Regions from separate parts of the Mus musculus genome. Here all the other regions are linked to region 2. A link is a contact called in ENCODE Hi-C or POLR2A ChIA-PET data. All regions are on one chromosome and are shown on one strand. Each heading gives the region's core, a stretch centred on a gene start or an enhancer-like site at or near the end of the contact. The rest is flanking DNA. Distances are from core to core; before and after follow the strand shown. Region 1 holds the start of Srsf9 (serine and arginine-rich splicing factor 9). Region 2 holds the start of Pop5 (processing of precursor 5, ribonuclease P/MRP family (S. cerevisiae)). Region 3 holds the start of Dynll1 (dynein light chain LC8-type 1).

Region 1 (3,619 bases), core at 962-3,461, 91 kb after region 2:
ACTTTATTCTACTTATAAAACCGAGTACAGGCTAATTACAATTTGGTAAACACAGAAAAGTACAAAAATAGAGGATTGTTGCCATCAGCAGATGTCTTACCCAAATATAGGAGAGGCAAAAATATAGGAGAGGTGAACGCAAGGAGGTAGCTCCACAGACGGAAGATTTTACTTTTACGCTGACATCTTAGCATTTAGTTAGGTTTTTGTTTTGTTTTGCTTTTCTGATGTAGGCTGGGTTGCCCTCAAACTCCATGTATTGCTGAAGGTGACCTTCTCCACCCACATCCTTTGAAAAGTTTCTATGCTTTTGGGTAATAAGCAATACCTAGTTATATGTATCTTTGTTTTGTTTTGTTTTTTCCAGACAGGGTTTCTCTGTGTAGCCCTGGCTGTCCTGGAACTCACTCTGTAGACCAGGCTGGCCTCGAACTCAGAAATCTGCCTGCCTCTGCCTCCCGAGTGCTGGGATTAAAGGTGTGCACCACCACCGCCTGGCTTTTTTTTTTTTTCTTGTATATTTTCTTCATTTATATTTCAAATGCTATCCCAAAAGTCCCCTATACACCACCCCACCCCCCTGCTTTTTTTTTTTTAAGACAGTTTTTCTCTGTGCCTCCTTGGCTGTCTTGGGATTAGCTCTGCACACTTGGCTGGCCTTAAATTCACAGAGATCCACCTGCCTTTTTTTTTTTCTCTAACTACACAGAATACAAGGATAAACATAAAGATATGTAATTTGAGGCTTTTGGGTTTTTTGTTTCTAAAGATTTATTGTATGTTCATTGGTGTTTTTGCCTGTATGTCTGTCTGTGTGAGGGTGGCAATCTCCTGGAACTGGAGTTACAGACAGCTGTGAGCTGCCATGTAGGTACTGGGTATTGAACTCAGGTCCTTTGGAAGAGCAGTCAAGGCTCTTAATCACTGGCACCATCTCTCCAGCCCCTGGACATATTGTTTTATGGTGTAGCCTTAGGCTGGGATCCAAAAATCTTACAGAGAACAAATGAAACAACAACCGAGCTGCCTAGGGTTACAGCTCTCTATCATCTTGCTATCTTTGCCTTATATCCCTCCAGGCATCTAGGTTTGAATAGTTTTTCAGGGTAGGATCTCAGTAAGTTGTTGTCAAGGCTAGCCTAGAATTTTAAAGTCTCTCACCTTAGCCTCAGGAGAGTGAGATTTACTGGCATGCATTCCCACTCACTGTTTTGTTTGGTGAGGTTGTTCTATAGTTTAGAATGCACAAATAGGCAAACTCTACAGTGATGCTTGTGGTGATATGAAATAATACATGCGTATCCTCCACAGATTCTCTTTTCTCTCTCTTTCTTGGAGACAGGGTAGCTGTGAAGTTTCAAACCCGGGATGATCCGCTGAGGTGCCTATATAAGATACCAAAGCAGACCTGGTCTCCAGCTTCTGGCATCCTCCAGTCCTTATCTGTTACAGGGTTTGGCTGACATACCCCGCCCTCCAGGCCAGGGGCTAGGCTGCCCTTCCCCTAGAGGCTCTTCCCTATATAATCCAGACATCTTGACTACCTTCCTCTTTTTACACCTTTTGACCTTCTGACTGCAGGATCTGTTTCCCCTCTCCTTCCCGCCTCTCCTCACAGGGCCCAGTTCTGCCTGGTCTCGTCCCCTTCTGGACTCTCCTAGATGGCCTCCCTCTGAGTATAGTATGCTCTCCCACATACCTACAATAAACCTTCTTCTCCACTATACCTTTTATTTCTCTATGTAAACCAGGCTGGCCTTGAACTCATGGAGATAGTTGCTCCTGCCTCTGTCCGGGTTCGGAGTGTTGGAACGAAAGGTTTGCGCATCCACTCTCCATTCTCCAGAAACTCGGACAACCAAGCTTTGGCGACCATCTCAGGCTTACACCTCGGGTCTAAGGGACGACTACAGACCTGAGACCGAGGGCCAGGATAGCCCAGCGCTGGGCAGTCTGAGGGCTTCTGTGGGGTCCGCGTCCTTCTCCTCAGAAGGACAGCCCCAAGCTTAGTGACCTACCAGCTTAGGAGGCGCTCGGGTCCCACCTCCGGGAACCTTCCGCTCGCATCTCTAGGGAGAGACCCCGCCCTCTGCGCAAGCGCACCTCGCGGCGGCGGCTACCCCTTTAAGATCGCTTTAAAAATCCTCCGACCGCCGCCCCCTCCCGCCCCCGCTTCCTCACGGCTTCCGCGCCGCGTTCCCACAATGCAGTGCGGCTGAGCGCCTCGGGAGCCCGCGGGGGAGGCTGCGGCGGGGGGCCCCGGGCTGAGGAGGCGGCGTCGGCGGCGGAGGCGGCTGCGACGGGACGTGGGCTGCGGCGGGCCCGCGGCGTCGGCCGGTGCGGATGTCGTCGGGCTGGGCGGACGAGCGCGGCGGCGAGGGCGACGGGCGCATCTACGTGGGCAACCTTCCGTCCGACGTGCGCGAGAAGGACCTCGAGGACTTGTTCTACAAGTACGGCCGCATCCGCGAGATCGAGCTCAAGAACCGGCACGGCCTCGTGCCCTTCGCCTTCGTGCGCTTCGAGGACCCGCGGTGAGGATTCCGCCGGCGGCTCGCCCCATCTCCGCCGGGCCCGGCCTCCCCTCCCCTCCCCCAGCGCCTTCCCCTCCCCCTCCCCGCCGTGCTGACCCCTCGCGGCGCCCCCCCCCCACCCCCGGCTGGAGGCGGCTTTGCCTGGTGTCACTTCCTTCAATCGGAAGGCTCCAGCCCGCCCGACTTGCCCCCGAGGAGGGTAAAAACCAGCGCGCTCTGCCCAGCCCTCGAGTTTGGGAAAAGCACCCTAACGGGAAGCACCCCGAAATGAGGGAAGCGCGGGGCTCGGGTCCCCCGAACCGACCCTGCAGAGGACTCGGCCGAAGGCGACAGTCGCCCATCCCGCCCCCTCCTCCCGAGTCCGGGTTCGGGTCTGTGGGTGGGGGTGGCCCTCGCCGTTACCGGGGAACAGACGGCGTTGGCGGGGACCACAGGTTGCCTTGGGCGGCTGAAAAGCGGGGTGTCTGGAGCCAGCCCTCACTTGGGCGCCCCACCGAGCCTAGTTCTAGTAAAGGGGGATCAGATTAAACAGCGGGAGAGAGAGACGGGTGGGGGGTTAGCATCTCTGATTTCATTCCCCTCTAATGAGGGAAGTTAATTCCCCGCCAGAAGCCAGAAGTTAATTGTAGCAGGGATGTGGAAAAGCTAGGCTCCCCCAAAACCCGCGCCGAAGGATCTTTGATTTTTTTTTTAATTATTATTTTTATTTTTTTTGTGTGTGTGTGCAAATGTCGTGAGCCCTGGGTCAGGAAGAGGCCGGAAAGTATGCTTTAGTTTAGAGATCTCTGCGCCGTTGGCGGTCGTCCCCTTGGGAGGGTCAGTAAGGACCTGTTCCCTGTCTTCTCAGCCTCGTTGGGAGGAGAGCTTCATCTCTGCCTGCCGACCCGGTGTCTCGCCGGCCTGGGTTGGAGATTACGGATTCACAGTAGAAGTACTCCGGACTTCGATGGTTGAAGACTAACCCAGCTTATCCCCTAAGTGTCTTGCAGTTTGCCTCAAAAAATAGACTGAAGCTTTTTTTTTTTTTTTTAAATACAAATGAACGTGAGAAAAATTATGGCCCTAATGAACAGTGCCATTGTGTC
Region 2 (3,530 bases), core at 406-2,905:
AATCCCAGCAACCACATGGTGGCTCACAACCATCTGTAATTCGATCTGATGCCTCTTCAGGTGTATCTGAAGACAGCTACAGTGTACTTACATATAATAAATAAATAAATCTTTGAGCCGGAGCGAGAAGGAAGCAAAGATTTAAAAAATTTTTTAAAAACAAGACATCATGTATATTTAAGAGGCATTTAACTATACAAATTATTTTAATGACTTAAAAAAATAAAAACAAACAAACAATCCAAAGGGAAAAAGAAACAAGTAACTAGGCTTAAGGATAGACTTAGAGGCGCACAGGGTAGTGGCTGCTTAAGGATAGACTTAGAGGCACACAAGGCACACAGTGGCTGCTGGGAAAACAGCCACGCAGGTTCAAGTGTCCTGGGCCAGCATCCTGTGTGGCTGCAGCATCTAGACTCTTTAAAAGAGACTCCCGCGATGCCAATGTGCCTGAGAAAGCATCAGGGCTGGGGGTGTATCTTGGCAGCAGAACCCTTGCCTAAGCACCCACAACATATTCCCCAGGACCTCAAAATAAAAGCACCCTAAAACTGGGCCTAGTAGTTCATGCCTTTCATCCCAGCCCCCCAGGAGGCAGAGATGGGTGGACCTTCCATGAGTTTTAAGGATAACAGGATCTACATAATGCCACACACACCTCCTGCCTCCTGCCGCTCCCATGTAATTAAATTTATTTAGGAGGAGGCACGTGTACACATACGGAGGTCGGAGAACACCTTTCTAGGGCTTCCTATGCCAGTCCCTGAGATCCAACTCAGATCTTGATCAGGGCTTGACCGCAAGCTCCCTTCCCCATCGTCTCACCTGACCCCTGATTGATCATTTTAGCAACTATCCCAACCTCTTCTTAGACAGTTATCTAAACTTTTAGTCTGATAACGGTTTCGTTAGTTGTTTCAAAGTAGGTTTTTGGAAGGCGTAGCCGGAGCTAACCTTTTGGGCCAGCAACGTAGCAGTGGGGGCCGACAAACCCAAAGTGTGGGGGGGGACCCCCAAACGCCCACTCACCCTGATCCGGCCCACGCACACCTGACCATCTGACCTGGGCTAGGCCCAGTCTTTCCATAACCACGGTAATAAATAGTAAGCGAAACCACCCCAGGATACAGGATGAGGGCGGTGGGTGATGAATGGGCTCGACGACGCACAGGTTTGGGCTCAGCGGGGATTAGGCTCCATCCCCGCGTGAGTCATGCCTGCGTAGGTCCGCCTCTCTAAGCCTCAGCCCCTTCCTCCGCCTGACGCCGGCCCACGACTCCCGCCCCCGCGCGGCGGGGACCCGGGTGATTGCAAACAGCCGCCGGCCTCATTAGGAGACGTGTAATTAGCGGCTGGCGGAGCCGAGGGCGGGGGCTAATTACCACCGGGAGAGGCTGCGACGACACGTCGCCGCCGCCGGCCCACCGGGAGGCGTCTGGCCCGCACTTCCCGGCTGGCCCGGATCAGGGTGCTTCCTCTGGGTGACAGCCGCTCGCCGTTGTTTGTTTATTAGGCACCCGCCCTCCCGTGCCGGTGCAATCCCACCTACACCTCCATCCTAATAATTCTTAATAATCGGAACTAGAAGGGGAAGCTCTGCTTTGGAGACGCGGTGTGGTCCCTGACAGCACCGGGCCGGAGGACGAAGACCGGGGATCCGAACCCACGCCTGTGGCTACGTTACAGCAGGTGGGCAGTGAGCATCGGAGTGGATCCGAGCAGGGAGTTTGGAGACCAATGCTTTCAAGGTTAAATTCTGGGCCTGGGCCCGGACCGCATCTATAAAATGGTCTCAGGGTTAGGATAAAGGCACTGGTGCTATTTTTAGAGAGTGGGGAGTGTGGCGAGCTACACAGTGGGCCTCTGGCACCCCCTACCGGCCGCTGGCTGTGGACGATGATTGCCTCTTGATTGCAATAGTGAATGGCAGTCTGCGAAGGGACATCTGTGGTCCCCTAAAGCTGTGGCTAAGAGAAGACTGAAAACTGATTTCGGATCTTGTAAATAGTCAGCTGTGAAATATAAGTCTTGCTTTACGTTACCACACCTGGCCAGGCGAGGCCATGACAGCTGTACACATAACGGAGGTCCTGAGAACCAACTTCCCAAAGTCGTCCTCTGATCGCCACCTCCGGCCGTGGCAAATACGCACCTCCACATTTCTACAACAAATAAATAAATCTAATTTTCAAAAATGACCCTGCTACAAAGCCAGGCACCAAGAAACCCAGGATAACAAGAAAATCTGTAGACAATGTGTATTAAGGCAATGCTGACCGACTTAGTGGTGCACTTAAAACATGCAATACCGAGCACGTGAGGAATGTCTGTAGCAGCACCGGCGACAGGAAAATAGAGTCAAGCAGCGGACTTACAGGCATGTTGCATGCTTAAAACATATATGTCCAGGCCAAGGCCTGGCAAAACCTATCTCTCCAGAAATGGGGATGATGGCTCCTTCCCACTAAAGGTTTTGGCAAGGGCCTGGGAATTTGGGGAGCACTGAACCTTATCTACATCTTAATAGGGTGGCAGTCACACAAATCCACCTCACTGAGTCACACCATTAAGAATATGCACTTAGGGCTGGTGAGATGGCTCAGTAGGTAGGAGCACCTGACTGCTCTTCTGAAGGTCCGGAGTTCAAATCCCAGCAACCACATGGTGGCTCACAACCATCCGTAATGAGATCTGACTCCATCTTCTGGATTGTCTGAAGACAGCTACACTTACATATAATAATAAATAAATCTTTAAAAAAATATGGACTTAGGGGCTGGAGTGAAGGCTCTTCTGAAGGTCCTGGGTTCAAATCCCACGTGGTGGCTCACAACCATCTGTAATGAGATCTGATGTTCTCTTCTGGTGTGTCTGAAGAAAGCTATAGTGTACTTAGATATAATAATAAATTTTAAAAAAGAATATGCACTTAACATGCAAGATAAATGAAGTGTAGCACACCCCTGTAGTCCTAGTCCTTAGGAGGCTGAGGCAGGATTGCTTTGGGCTCCAAGCTAGCCTTAGGTAGATAGAGTGGGACCCTGTTTTTTTTTTTTTTTTTTTTTTTTGTTTGTTTGTTTTTTAAATGCTGGGCAGTGGTGGCGCAGGCCTTTAATCCCAGCACTCGGGAGGCAGAAGCAGGCGGATTTCTGAGTTCAAGGCCAGCCTGGTCTACAGAGTGAGTTCCAGGACAGCCCGGGCTACAGAAAGAAACGCTGTATCAAAAACCCAACAACAACAATAATAATTTATCATTTATTAATCACACAAAGGTATTCAAGGGAATGGGCTAGAAAAACGCATTAAAAACCTTAACCCTCTGTTCTTCATTTTAAAACATAATCCTCTATTCTTAACAGAAAACAGAGGGCTGGGTGTGGTGGGACGCGTTGGTAATGCCAGCGCTTCGTAGGAAAAGGCAGGGGATCAGAAGTTCGGGGTCGTCTTGGCTACACAGTCAGTCTGGGGTTAGCTTGAGGAAAAAAAGAAACCAGGAAGAGAGGGAGGGAGGATACTATATTGTTTTTGGA
Region 3 (3,440 bases), core at 320-2,819, 65 kb after region 2:
ACCAAAGGACAAAGTCTCAATTACCACATAAATCAAGCCAGGCTGAAAAATGCAACAGAACCTGACAGTTAAATGCCAGGACTTTATCTTTTAAAATCGCTCTCCTCCACATCTACCCAGTCTTAAAAATTAGCAAGTTAGAGAGCATCTGCTACCTGATTCTCCCATCCCATGGACATTAAAACTAGCAATGTGTTCATTTCTTCACTAGTTGGATAGAACCAGGGCCAGAGATGATGTAAAATTCTTTAGGGCTCCTACTATCTTATCGGGCAATCGGTATGAAAACCTCATTTATTAAGCAGAATGTCTCTCTTACAATCCAGACGCACATACTGCTGCATTTGTCAAAAAAAGATATTCAAGCCGGGCGTGGTCTCGCACGCCTTTAGTCCCAGCACTTGGGAGGCAGAGGCAGGCGGATTTCTGAGTTCGAGGCCAGCCTGGTCTACAAAGTGAGTTCCAGGACAGCCAGGGCTACACAGAGAAACCAAAAAAAAAAAAAAAGTATTCATTTTTGTTCCATGTGAGTCTTTCATCCTCCCGTTCTCCACTGGAACCCTCCCACGGCTTCGGCTTCCAGTTTCCTTCCAGCAAACATAGCTTGAGAAGTTGGCAGTCTTGCGCCAGCTTTCTACAAAACTGCCATTTACCAAGCCTCCACCCAAGCCCCCCAAACCACCACTGCCACCCACTTTCCCTGAACTGTCGACTAACTCCCGACTAGAAGGCTGGCAAGATCTCCTCCTAGCCCGGCTGGAAACACCCACGCAGGCAGGCGCAACCCCCCCCCCTCCCGGAACACCCAGATGGATCCTCGGCGCAGGAATTCTACAGCAGGGGGAACTGCTCGCAACTCCCTGATCTTGGAAACCGTTGCTAGGTGGCGCTTTCCCCCAAGGAGCTGGGGGTTTAAAAAAAAAAAAAAAACTTCTGGCGTTGAGGGTCTGGTCTTCCCCAGAGGAACGCGAAACCCTTGCGTCCTTTCTAGAACTATCCATCCCGAGCCGCCCTGAGTGCTACAGGGAAACTGCCAGGCGCCCAGAGGACGCAGAATCGGGGAGTAGGAACTACGCGGCGCCGGGTCCTCACCTTCTTGATATGGGCCGCAATATCCTTCTCGATGTTGTACTTCTCCAACGCCTGGGTAGCGCACTCCACCGAGTCCTGTTGCATCTCTTCCGACATGTCTGCATTTTTGATCACCGCCTTCCGGTCGCACATGGTTACCTGTGTGGTGACGAAGCGCAGGGAAGAGGGAGAGGGGTCGGGTGCGGGCCGCGCTCGCTGCCCTCCCGACCGGCGCCCCCCTTGAGGACGACGCCCCCACCCGCTTCCGAGGGGCAGCTCCCGAGGTCCGCACCGCAGGCCCGAGGTAGGGGGGACGGGGAGGACCCGAGCCCGGTCTCACCGTGGAGCAGAGGCCAGCCGGCTGCTGCGAGCTCCTAGGGAAGGTGCGGGCGCCGCTCAAGCAGCAGAAGACAGCCGGTCGCTACCGAAGCCGTGGCGCATCTAAGCTGCCCCACGCCAGCCGCCGCCGCCTAATCCCTAGGCCCCGCCCTGCGCCCGCGGCCCCGCCCCCGGCCCGCGTCGCTATTGGCCATCCGCTACCGCCAGCCTCTCCCGATTGGCTAGCGGATTCAATGGTTCCCTCAGGATCTTTCCCCCGCGTTTTGTTGCAGACCACAATGCACCGCGCACAGCGTCGGTTGCCCGGGCGATGCGCGGCACGCGTGCGGAGGCCCACACACCCTGAAGGCGGAGCCCCGGGTCGAGTGGCTGGCTCCCGGACCACCCAGCAGTCTGGAAGGAGGTGAGGGCGGGCATTTTCCTCTCGGGGGCCCCACTGAGGTTAGCGCAGGGTGTGTTCTGGAATCGCAGGTTCTAGAAGGCTGGGAGCTGCCGCCCCAGGTGCCGCCCATTTCCACCATCTCCCCCCACCCACCCGGGGTCCGCACGATTTATGGCCTTTGACAGGTGGCCTCGAGCTTAGCAAGGGTGAGCCATCGATGCAGTTGCACTCAGGGTCTCGTAGGGCTTGGTTCGAAGCTCTGCTGTCACATTCCTGAAGTTTGTAAGTAAGTGCGTGTGTCTGAGGAGGCCCTGGGCTTGAGAGGCAAGTTCTACGTTCTGCCACTGAACCCTGTTTTCTTTCTTTTTCGTTTTTTCTGCCCGTGTCCTCCCCACCCTACCTTAGCATCGTCTCCCTAAGTAGCCCCAGGATGATCTAAAGTTCGCATTTCTTCTTGGCGCCTCCCCCATGCGCCATCACACCGGGTTAAATTCCGAATTTTATAACATGACACTACATGCTTATTTCGTACTGTAGCCCCTGTGTAGCTGGTACTGCCCTAGGAGACCGTATACATACTGATAGCCTAATGATTGAAGGAGAAATTCGGGAAAGGGATCGCGTATCCAGGAGGTAGAGCCTGTCTGCCAGGCAGTGGGGACCTCAAGATCTGGAATGTGGGTGGATGCCCAGTGTGTACAGGTGAGGCTGCTTCCTCGGATAGAATGTCCATTTGGGCAAAGTTTCTTGGCTGAGGATTTATTTATACAAAGGAAGACGTATCTTAAGAAAGTGATCCTAAGATGTGTCTCCTCTGGCATTTATGACTAATCGTACCCACATAATAAATAAATAAATAAAAATAACAAAATACTGGGCTACCCCTCAGTCAGTAGAGCATTTGCTTGGTATGAGTGAGGCCAGAGGCTGCATATTTGATCCCCAGGAGGCTCCAGGAGGGAGTCAGAACACTGGAAGACAGGAACAGAAGGATCAGAAATTCAAGTCCAGCTTTGGATAGATGGCGCCAAGGCTAGCCTGGGCTACATGAGATCCTGTGTAAACTGCCCTCCCCCCCAAAAAAATAAATGAAATAAAACGAGTCAGCAGCAGTGAGTGGGTGCTTGACCTCTGCTCAGCACCGTACCACTCACAACAGCTGTGTCTGAGAGGATCTTCTTTTTCTTGCTCTCTTTAAAAAAAAAAAAAAAAAAAAAAAAAGCTGGGCGTGGTGGCACACGCCTTTAATCCCAGCACTTGGGAGGCAGAGGCAGACGGATTTCTGAGTTCGAGGCCAGCCTGGTCTACAAAGTGAGTTCCAGGACAGCCAGGGCTACACAGAGAAGCCCTGTCTTGAAAAACCAAAAAAAAAAAAAAAAAAAAAAAAAAAGTTTGTGGGTGTTTGGTTGTATGTCCCTGTGCCACATCTATGCCTGGTACTCAGGGAGGACAGGAAAGGGCATTGGGTGGTCTGGCTCTGGGATTTCAGAGAGTTGTAAACTGCCATATGGGTGATGGGAATTGAACCTGGATCCTCAGAAGAACATCTGTAACTGCTGAGCTCTCTTTCCAGCCCCAAGGGGACCCTCTGTTTTTACATTCTCGGCGAAGCTGTGCAGCTGGGGGTTACCTTGAATCCCTGATCTCC

What was found. Hi-C counts contacts between places; a loop is a spot of excess contacts on that map. ChIA-PET counts read pairs that join two places held with the same protein, here RNA polymerase II (POLR2A).
Region 1: a map of Patski shows a loop between it and region 2 (2.2-fold over the local background). The contact joins the promoter of Srsf9 here to the promoter of Pop5 in region 2. A Hi-C loop is called at or near these places in 2 of 37 maps with a recorded cell type or tissue (Patski and regulatory T cell). POLR2A ChIA-PET finds 5 or more read pairs at or near these places in 2 of 5 experiments (Patski and embryonic stem cell).
Region 3: POLR2A ChIA-PET joins it to region 2 with 10 read pairs in Patski. The contact joins the promoter of Dynll1 here to the promoter of Pop5 in region 2. A Hi-C loop is called at or near these places in 1 of 37 maps with a recorded cell type or tissue (heart). POLR2A ChIA-PET finds 5 or more read pairs at or near these places in 3 of 5 experiments (Patski and embryonic stem cell).

The regions. Positions count from the first base shown.
Region 1 is chr5:115,324,966-115,328,584 of GRCm38, forward strand. It overlaps Srsf9 (serine and arginine-rich splicing factor 9), which reads left to right and starts at 2,212. Exons shown (of 4, transcript NM_025573.3): 1 at 2,212-2,534. The coding sequence starts at 2,344.
Region 2 is chr5:115,234,196-115,237,725 of GRCm38, forward strand. Pop5 (processing of precursor 5, ribonuclease P/MRP family (S. cerevisiae)) reads left to right here and starts at 1,656. Exons shown (of 6, transcript NM_026398.4): 1 at 1,656-1,689.
Region 3 is chr5:115,299,421-115,302,860 of GRCm38, forward strand. Dynll1 (dynein light chain LC8-type 1) reads right to left here and starts at 1,570. Exons shown (of 3, transcript NM_019682.4): 1 at 1,412-1,570; 2 at 1,093-1,230. The coding sequence starts at 1,224. Gm13830 (predicted gene 13830) reads left to right here and starts at 1,700. Exons shown (of 2, transcript NR_131932.1): 1 at 1,700-1,813.